Regions from separate parts of the Mus musculus genome. Here all the other regions are linked to region 1. A link is a loop called in an ENCODE intact Hi-C map of the cell type or tissue named here. Cell type or tissue: left cerebral cortex. All regions are shown on one strand.

Evidence for each region. A loop is a pair of places that touch in the nucleus more often than their neighbours do. Peaks named below come from ENCODE experiments on the same cell type or tissue, not always from the same donor. Only the 100,000 strongest peaks of a DNase experiment are listed, where the experiment ranks them.
Region 2: it touches region 1 in a loop (2.6-fold over the local background); 4 of 42 quality-filtered maps call a loop at or near these places.
Region 3: a loop joins it to region 1, with 8 times the contacts of the local background. A loop is called at or near these places in 20 of 42 quality-filtered maps.
Region 4: it touches region 1 in a loop (2.2-fold over the local background); 4 of 42 quality-filtered maps call a loop at or near these places.

What each region holds. Positions count from the first base shown.
Region 1 is chr9:61,946,910-61,949,409 of GRCm38, reverse strand. No RefSeq gene overlaps it. Among named protein-coding and RNA genes, the nearest start is that of Kif23, 1.4 kb to the right of the region's middle. In left cerebral cortex, a CTCF peak has its summit at 1,225; a DNase peak (open chromatin) is centred at 1,198; H3K4me3 peaks cover 1,309 bases; H3K27ac peaks cover 913 bases.
Region 2 is chr9:62,031,362-62,033,861 of GRCm38, reverse strand. No RefSeq gene overlaps it. Among named protein-coding and RNA genes, the nearest start is that of Paqr5, 5.8 kb to the right of the region's middle. In left cerebral cortex, no CTCF peak of the experiment used is centred here; no DNase peak of the experiment used is centred here.
Region 3 is chr9:62,243,126-62,245,625 of GRCm38, reverse strand. A730043L09Rik (RIKEN cDNA A730043L09 gene) reads left to right here and starts at 1,526. Exons shown (of 3, transcript NR_040769.1): 1 at 1,526-1,682; 2 at 1,825-1,938; 3 at 2,097-2,500. In left cerebral cortex, CTCF peaks have their summits at 913 and 1,114 (motif pointing right); a DNase peak (open chromatin) is centred at 1,145; H3K4me3 peaks cover 220 bases.
Region 4 is chr9:62,039,089-62,041,588 of GRCm38, reverse strand. No RefSeq gene overlaps it. Among named protein-coding and RNA genes, the nearest start is that of Paqr5, 14 kb to the right of the region's middle. In left cerebral cortex, a CTCF peak has its summit at 1,242 (motif pointing left); a DNase peak (open chromatin) is centred at 1,232; H3K4me3 peaks cover 192 bases.

The sequences.
Region 1 (2,500 bases):
AAGGTCTCCCAGTTAAGGCCCACTTTACAAGGTGGATCTGGTGGGATCCGGTAGGATCCAATGCCCAATACTGCTTCGGTGGCCAAGAGCCTAAGAGTGGCTAGGATATGGGCCTAAGAGAAAACCAAATACTCTTCTCTATTATTCTGCTAAGGGAACATAGCAATAAAGTGACTGCCCAGCATCTCACTCAGCCCACAGAGAGGCTTCCTCTTACGGTTGATGGGAACTAACACGGATACCCACCCCTGGATAACATGGGGAGAGTGAGAGATTTTAGAACATTTAGTCTTAAATGTGATGTCTTCAACTCAGCCTCAGGGCTGAGCGGGGTGTGTAGCTTGAAAGAGCCAGAGGGTGTGATGACTTCAATTTTCTAGCCACAACAGGGCTGGCACACATAGGGACTCACAGGGACCTTTGCAGGGGCACAAGCCTGTTGGGTACCAGTGCTCTCACCTCTAGCCAAGAGGCTGTCTGTCCTGGTTACCTGCTTGCAAAGGAAATGTTAGTTTCTCCAATGGAGTCTCCACTGTGTACACAAATCACACTTATGGGCAGGGCCCCCATGCCCGGCAGTAGCCTGGCCGCCAACACAAAACAATGATATTTTTGTAGACTTTTTGCTTCATTTTGCTTTGTTAAGGCATATTGGACTTTTGTGTGTTATTTTTTGTTTGTTTTATTGAGCTTTTATGTGTATATGATGGTCTCCAGTTTGTGTTTTTGTGGATTTCTGTGTGTGTGTGAGTTTCTCCCCCCCTCTCTCTTTTTTTCCTTTGTCTTTTTTTTAAGCGGGGGGGGGGGGGGGGGGGGTGGTTAGAAAGGGCATGTAGGAGGGTGGGCGTGGTGCACACCTTTAATCCCAGCACTTGGGAGGCAGAGACAGGTGAATTTCTGAGGCCAGCCTGGTCTACAGAGTGAGTTCCAGGACAGCCAGGGCTACACAGAGTAACCCTGCCTCGAAAAACCAAAAACCAAAAAAAAAAAAAAAAAAAAGAAAGAAAGAAAGAAAAAAGAAAAGAAAAGAAAACGAATGAGTTAGAGAGCCTTACTATGGATGGACAGGAGCAAGAGAGAGAAAACCCAGCATGAGTCAAAGCTACAGATGGAGCATGGGAGAGCCCCTCCAGTGTCCTTCAGTGAGAGCCTCCACCGCTTTCAACGCTTAGGGCCATGCCCATAGTGGTAAGCACCGAGCGTGCAACAGTGCCATCTAGCGAGGCTGAAGAGGATACGCTGGGAGAGGACTCCGTAAACAGGGGCCGGGCACCGCGTGGGGTGATGCTGAAATCAACGGTGCAGTGAGGGGCGGCAGGGGCTCTGGGATCCAGAGAAGGTGAGGCATTCTCCGAGGAAAGGAAGGCTGAGAGACAGCAGAGAGACTCGAGTGTGGGGGCAGAAACGTTCCACGCATGAGCGTTGGGCTTGGGACAGGTGAGAGGTGACGCAACTGAACAGGAAGACTAGCCTCAGGGCCCCACTGAGGGTCTCAAGCAAAGGGCGATGACCCACCCTAGGGCTCTCCCAGACCTGTGACTTATAGGTGAGAGTGCAGTCAAATGGATCGGTTTTGGAAAGTGATGGTGGCAAAGCCTGGTAGCTTTCTATCTGCTTCTGGAAATTTATCCATGGATGCATTTTCAGGTTTATTCATCGAAGCAGTTTGCAACAGTAAATATTGGAAAGACTAATGTCCAGTAATATGGACATTAACTATGGATATTAAACTGGCTATCCTTATCAGTGCTGGCCCTAAAGGAAGTTCTAAGTGGAGCTTGAGTCACAGAACGCAGGTGTGGCTACATCCCTGGGGAATCGTCAGCATGGGGGCTGGGATTAAATGAGAAAGAATCAACTTGTAGAAGGCAAAGGGTAAACGGTGGTTGCACAAGGGCAGTGGGTAGATTTTATGCATCTCTGTATATCCAGGAAACATCAAAATCAAGAATTTGAAGGTTAAGGATGTGTGGCTTAGTGGTATCACCTTTGCCTAACATTGTGAGGCTCTAGGTTTGATCACTAGCACCATGAAACACACACACACACACACACACACACACACACACACACACACACAGAGAGAGAGAGAGAGAGAGAGAGAGAGAGAGAGAGAGAACTGGAGAATCCAGAGAAAGGAACTTACAACAGGTTGTCTGCCAAGTTGGTATAGTCTTCAAGATCATTCTGGGGTCCTCACTGTAAGTGTGAGGCCAGCCTGGGATACAAGATACTCTCGTCTCAAAATAAATATCAAAAGTAAGATAAAATGTAAACGTAGAACTAAAAGTAAAGGTAAAAATAAAATATAAATACAATAAAATGAATAAGATGATGTGGTAGCCAGCGGCCAGCCTGAAATTAGAACATGCCCGACCAAGGCTTTACTTCCTTAGAGGTTCTCAGGACAAAGACTGGGAGATCTCAGCTTCTGCGTCAGAACGGAAGGGCGGAAGGGCCGGGATTTCCCCTCTCAGGTTTTTCTCCAGCGCTGCCCTCC
Region 2 (2,500 bases), 84 kb before region 1:
TGGTCTCAAGACTTAAAAACAACAACAAAAACTGTAAGAGGAGGTTTTAAAAAGGCTGAAGTGGTATTGCTGGACTGGTGTGACGCTCTTCTGGGAGGGCACACTACAGTTTGGATGAGGTTTGTATGTAAGAGACTCAGTAGCTGGGCCTGCTAAGTCTATGTGGCAGTGTTGGGAAGTTATGGGACCTTTAGGAGGTAGAGCCTCCTGCAAGGTCACAAGGTCATTGGCAGTGCCTCCCTCAAAACAGATCAATGTTGGGACCCTGGTTAGTTGCTGAGAGAGTGGTTATTACAAGAATGAGCCTGATCCTTGGCTGCCCTCCTGCTTTCCATCTTACCGTGGGATCGTTGGCCTCATACCCACCATCTTGATGTCATTTGCCACGAGGCTTCACCTGATGTCAACTCAATGGAACTGCCTAATCTTGGACTTTCAACCTCCAAAACCGTTAGCTATTTTAACCTCTTTACTTTATAAACTACCCAACCCTGAGTATTTTATGATAATAAAGACAAAATGAGCTAGTACAAGGGATTTGGGGATGCAAGGGCAGGAACACTTTTAGGCTAATAAGAGAAAGCAATTTCTAAAGGGTAGCCAGGGTGCTTTCAAGGAGAGGGAGAACTAAAGCCTTGTTCAAATAGCTGAGCTTCTCCCCGCAAGTCTTGTCAAAGAAGCCCCCACCTCTATAAAGCAGATCTCTCCATGCTAAGTATAGCTTGGACCCTGGACCCTGGCTCTCCCCTACAAACAGGGGCTGCCCAAGAGAGTCAAGTAAGATCTTGCCTGATGTAAAGCCAGTGCCTGGGAGTGGCAGGCTGGGGTGTCAGACAGGTCTGGACAACACAAGGCTACTAGGCTCTTCAGCACTTTTCTGTTGCTCTTGGACCATCTTATTCTTCACATTAGATGGGCCCTGAGGGCACTCTGGCTGTGTTTCATGTGTGTGTGTGTGTTTTACAGGTATGTGCTTATCTATATGTATATGTATATGTATATGTATATGTATATGTATATGTATATGTATATGTATATGAGCCCATGAGTGATGGTCGGTACATGAATAAGTCTGTGCATGCTAACACCCAAAGTTAATGTATGGTGTCTTCCTTGATCAGGGTCTCTCACTTGAATTAGATCTTACCTGTTACCTGGTGCAGTGTCTTAGTGTTCTATGGCTATAAAGAGACACCATGACCACAGCAACTCTTATAAAGGAAAGCATTTCACTGGGGCTGGCTTATGGTTCAGAAGTTTAGTTCATTATTGTCCTGGCAGGTAAACATGGTGCTGGAGAGGTAGCTGAGAGTTCTACATCTGGATCAGCAGGCAGCAGGAAGGAGAGTGAGCCACTGGGCCTGGCTTGAGCTTCTGAAACTCAAAGCCCACCCCTAAAGTGACACACTTCCTCCAGTGAAGCCACACCCACTCCAACAAGGCCACATGTCCTAATCCTTTCAAATAATGCCACGCCCTATAAGCCTATGGGAGCCATTTTCATTCAAACCACTACGTCTGCTAGCTGCTTGCTCTGGGCTGTTCTGGGATTGAAGGAGGGCTCACGCAGCCAGCTTTTATGTGAGATCCAGTTCTCCCCACAATGTGGCAAACAGTGTACCACTGAGCCATCTTCCCAGCACCCCCCTCCTCCCCTGCCCCATTCTAGTTCTGATAGACACTGGGCCTAGGAAACTTCCAAGCACAGAGCAGGTCTGGGGCTTCCTTTGGATACCTAAGAAGATGAACTCTTGAAGTTTCTTCTTGGTGAGGCAGGGGCCTGAGCCCTGGCCAAGTGGAGGTTTCCTCTTCCCCTTCCAGAACCTTCTCCCAACCACACACACTCATCAAGAGCCAGTCTTTCATGCTCCACTTCTCTAAGGACTGAAGTCAGGACATGATCCATGCATGGGGAGGGACTTCTAGCCACTGTGCCCCTACCTCAAAGGGTTAGCCTGATGTTCTGTGCTCTCAAAACACAACACAAACGCAAGGCAAATGGCTTCCAGGTCCTGGACTGCAGAAACTTGGCTGAGGCATGGGGAGGACTAGCAGAGAGAAGCATAGCTTGCTCTAAGCCCCTTTTCTGGAAGAAAGGGGCTTTCCAGAGGGAGCCCTTAAGATAGATATTATCAGAAAAGGGGTACAACTGGTACTGTTCAGATAGCCATGACCACACTGTGTTGTGTGATGGACCGTTTCCTGGGGAGACACAATACACACATCTACTCACCCCAGACAGGGATATCACGGCAGACCACCAAGGTGGTCTTGGTAAACCCTAAGTTTTATTAGGGTTACTTATAGGAGTATAAGTGAGGAGTTACTTACAGGAACGATTCAAAGAGAGCTTCATTACTGAGGCCTTTCCTGACATGGATGCACACCTCACAAAAGCCAGGAACCTGAGGCTCACTGCATAGCCTACAGGCAGTTCAAAGGGCTGGGCAGTGTTCCTTTCCAAGTGTCTCTGGTCTAAACCATTTCTAGGCATGTCAGC
Region 3 (2,500 bases), 300 kb before region 1:
GCCTCATTGATCTTCTGAGAAGCGAGATGCAGACAATACCTTTCTGCATCCAGTCATCTGGTTTACATACCTAAGAATCCAGCCACCTGGGACGTAGCCACCCTGACAACCTCTCCTCGTCAGTCTTTTCCACTGGGACCGAGGCTAATCACATGCCCTGGTTGTTCCAGTGAAGGTGGTTGGAAAAGAGGGGCTCACTCGCACGAAGCTTCGCCTGTTGGAGCTGGGGCCAGGCCTGGTGCTAGGGCCTTCCCCACAGTCTCCAGTAATCGAAGGTGGGACAGTGGGTAAAAGCACTTGCCACATGTGTATGAGGTTCCAAATTTGGACCCCCTAGAGCCCACACAAAGGCAGACATGATAGCACATGTCTGTAATCCCAGTTGCCTTAGGGCAAGACAAGAGATGGAGTCAGGAGACTCCCCGAAAGCTGCAGGTGCACTCTGCTCTTGGACTGAATATTCAGTTTGAGCCTCTGCTTCAGGTTCCCCCCTATGGGAATTTTCTCCCCTGCTGTGATGGGCTGGACCTCAAACTGGGAGTCAGAATAAACCCATCCTTCTTCAAGTTGTCTTTGCCAGGGTCTTTTCTATCAACGAACTGGAAAACAACCATCTAGTTATGCGCCTGTTGCTGTAATAAAGCACTTTGGGAGGGAAAGGGTTTATTTCATCTTACAGTTCTACATTGTAGTGTGTCAGTCACCAAAGGAAGTCAGGGCAGGGACAAGAGGCAGGGACTGAAGCACAGCCTGTGGAGGAGGGCTGCTTTCTGGCTTGCTCCCCACAGCCTGCTCAGCCCATTATTTTTAATACAATCCAGGACCTCTAGCCCAGGGGCGGCATAACCCACAGAGGGCTGGGTCCTCCCACATTAATCATTAATCAAGAAAATGCCCCATAGGATTATGTATAGGCTAATATCACAGGGCACTTTGCTAGTGCAAGTCTCTCTTCCCAGATGAATGAAGTCTGTGTCAAGTTGACATACAACTAACCCGGAAAGGAGCTAAGACACTGGTCATAGGTGAAAGAACTTGGTCGGAAGAATTGAGTGTCCTTCTGTCCCCCATGACTAATCGAAAGTGCCCTTTGCTTTCTCTATAGGCAGACTCCAGTTGTCCACAAGAGGGCGCTGTAGAACCAGGGAATCTCCGGAGGCTTCACTTCACTTCACCCGGAGGCAGGATCGTTCCTAAAGGGTTTAAATGGAATGAAAGAGGGCCTGGAGGACGCACCCTGTTACAGACTCTCTGCTTCAGGCAGCACCTCCAGGCTCAGTCTCTGACCATCTGTGGGTATCTGTCCTTCTTCTCTGTAAGCTGTGAACTTCCCAGGGTCTGACCTGTGGTGCCGGAGACCTAGCACGCGTGAGGTGGACAGGCCTAAGCTGGCTGAGAGTGTCACTGGAGCACGGGAGTACTGAAACGTACGAGCTCTGGAAAGGAGTGCAGCACATCAAGTTGTCAGCTGGGATCTGGAGACCAGGAGTGCAAACACAGCGGGCGGAGTGACGCTGCCAGAGCCATTCTGCTCTGAGAGACAGCAGGCATTAGCAAAACCAACCGTTAGGTGCACAAGTGCCGTTTGTTAATGCGCTGGGAGCCAGAGGACACTGATGGGAGGAGAGGTCACACAAGCTTTACTGAGAAGTGTCACTAGCCTGGCAGACAAGACTGAAAAGGTGGGGGGCGGTGTTAGGGACAGCAGCAGAGATTGTCCCTGTGCAAACACCTGGTCAGCAGTCGGGTCACTGGACTGACATAGTTTCTGCTGTGCTGTGCTTGGAGATGTGCCTCTCTGAGCCATCACTTTACCATCCACAGAGTGAACAAATCGATGTGTGTCGGGTGCAGACGTCGAAGCCCACGCCTGTAATCCAGCACGTGTGGATATGAAGGCAGAAGAATCAGAAATGGAAGGCCAGTCTCAGCGCCGTGGTGAGTTCAAGGTCAGAGTGGGCTACATGAGATCCTTCCTCAAAAAAAAAAAAAAAATTGATGTTTTTGTGGCAAAAGGTATATTTTTTTAAAAAAAGAAACCCCAATAGAACATTATGTTTAAAAAAGACTATCTGACATGCCTGTTCACGTGACAGAAAAATAAATGACGGGCCAGAGAGATGGCTCAGCAGATGAAGGTACTCGCCACCAACACTGACGACCAGAGTGCCACTCCAGGACCCAGATGGTGGAAAGAGAGAACCAGCTGCTTAGGACTGTTCTCTGACCTCCACATGCCCTCCCCCCTTTCCCTTTTCTCCGTCCCCCTCTTTCCCACTCCTACATGATTCTCTCACCCATGGGGGGGGGGCCCAGCCCGGTGACCATACCCTACTCAGGGTTTCCTTCTCCCGTGGCCCCCAATCACAGGGATGCAGTGAGCATCCAACAGTCTGGCTCCAGTTCAGATATTAAAGCGCCATCTTTAGGAACTGTCCCAGGTAGCTGCCAAGGGTACCCTATCTCCCCACCCTCTGCTTTCACCTGAGCTCCTTATCCT
Region 4 (2,500 bases), 92 kb before region 1:
CCCAAACCACCTGTAAGGCCAGATCCAGGGCATCTGATGCCCTCTTCTAACCTCCTTGGACACCAGGCACATGAGTGGTGTTCAGATCATACATGCAGCTGAAAAGCTCATACACACAAAATAAGTGATTAAAAAGAAAAGGCTAGATGTGGTAGTGTCCATCTATAATCCCAGCACCCACAGTGAGGTGGGGGTGGAAACAGGAAGACTGCCTGGAAGCTGACTGGCCACCTGGTCTGGGCTACTCTACAGTGGAAATAAGAGAGAGCCTGTCTCTACACAGTGGAAGAAGATAGCTAATTCCTAAGAGTTGCCCTCCCACCTCCACAGGCATACGCCCACGCACACACTCACCCCAGATGTATATACATATTTAAAAAAAATAAAATTTGCTATACTCAGAATAGAACATTTAAATGCACTTTCATCATGGAAATTAAATCAGGTGTAAAAATTCTTTAGAAATGGTATGTGGAAATGATTTTTTTCCTGAGTTATTGAAGCATATCTTAGCCAGATGTGGTGGTGCATGCCTTTAATCACAGCATTCAGGAGGCAAAGGCAGGCAGATCTCTGAGTTGTTTACAGAGCAAGTTCCAGGCCAGCCAGGAGTACACAGACAAACTTTGTCTCAATCAAACAAACAAACAAAGTAAATAAATAATAAGTATCTGTTGGATGGAAATGGAAAAAATTCTAATTATCTGTAGTAAATGTCAAAACTTGAAATAAAAAAATATTTAAATCTGAGCTTCCCAATTTAACTTTTAGAAATTGGTTAAAATTTAGCAAATATTTTATATAAATGAAATAACTGCAGTTGTAACAGTGAGCTGCCCTGTCGCCTCTAAGATACTTTCCCTAATTCCTGGTCACATGTGTCTTCAGTGTAGCAGTAACCATTAGCATTTGCCTGCTTCTTGATCTAACAGTCTAAAGAAGAGGGACTGCTGTGTTTTGAATTGTTTTAGGGTGGAAGGGAAAGCAAGAGCTTGGGAGTTGGGGGTGGTCTCTACTCTGCGGGTCAGTTCTGGATTTGATCTGTCTCACCCTAGCAAAAGTGCTGAGGGCAGGGTCCTAACTCAACGGAGTGGAGTTGGAAGACCGCTTCAAATCAGGCCAGAGGTTTCTGAGTCAATCTGGAGCTGAAGGCTGGAGAGTTTGGAGCCCTGGAAAACGCAGTAGCAGAGCGACTGTGTGAGCCGTCACGAGGGCGCCACCTGCAGGGCAGTGGAGGCTCAGCGGAGCTAAGTGGGAGAACGGAGGCGTCACTCGGAGGATGCTGGGGGAAGCACAGAAACGAGGGTGCTTCCTTGCTCTCCTCATCAACTGATCAGCTCTTTTTCCTCCTTCTTTCCTATGGCGGAGCAGAGGGAAGTTCTTTCCAGCGTCTTGCCGCAGACACCTCATTCCGTGGAGACGCAGAACAAGCCAATGCCTCTCCAAGATTTTTTTTTTTTAAAGGCAGCCCTGGCTAGCCTGGAAATCACTATGGAGACCAGTCTGGCTTCACTACAATCCTCCTGCCTCTGCCTCCCAAATGCTGGAATTAAAGGCACGTGTCACCACGCTCAGCTCAAGTTTCAGTTTCTTTACACTTTTTCAGATTTGACATAAATATTTTCAAACATACCCACATTAGTTTCGTAAATTATTGCAGTGTCTCAAGAGAGGGAAAATTACATAGCTGAGTCTTTACAACCCGATATCATTCAGTCTGCCACCTAGAACTTGTCATCCCGGGGCCCTGTCCAGGGCTTTCCGTGTTTAGGATTCCCTCCTTGCCACTTTCCAGGGGCCACGACTGTCTTCAGCGCTCTGGCAGCCGGGCTGTCTCTAAGCTCTCCCCCTCCACCTTTGCAGCCCTTTTCTGATGAAAGACTCGAGGACTCCTTTCATCCCCCTTTCTTCTCAACCTCATTCCACCCCCGTGGGAGCTTATTCATGTCTGTGGCATCAGGAACGGCACCTAGGATTCACTCGTCAATGTGGCTGCAGGTGCTCACTGGCTGTATGTGGTGAGACTCCGTTTCAGACCTGGGGACCCTACCAAAGCCAAGGTCCTGCTTCCAGGGACCTGTCATTCTCTGAGAGGAGCTAGGCAGTGAACATGTGAACCTGCAATTTAACAAGTTAACTCCCGAGTCTGTGTGTGAACAGGACTGGGAGACAGCTGTGAGTGTGGGGGAGTTGGAAGCCCAACACGGTTTGTTGTGGTGGCCGCAGGGCCTCAGCATCTCAGGGGCCTGTTAGAAGAACAGCTTCCCTGCCAGCTCACACCTACTAAATAAAAACCTTTGTACTTAGAGGCCAGCATGTAGTTTTCACTTCCCTCAAGGGGACTCTGCCAGGGTCTCCAAAGAGCCTTTCCAGGTAAAGGCCTGCTTATCTTGATATCAGTGGGTATCACAAATTGCCACAAATATAGTGACCTAAAATAATATGAATTCATTCTTTTCTTGTCCTGAGGCTCAGAAGCCTAGAATCGGCTTCACTATGC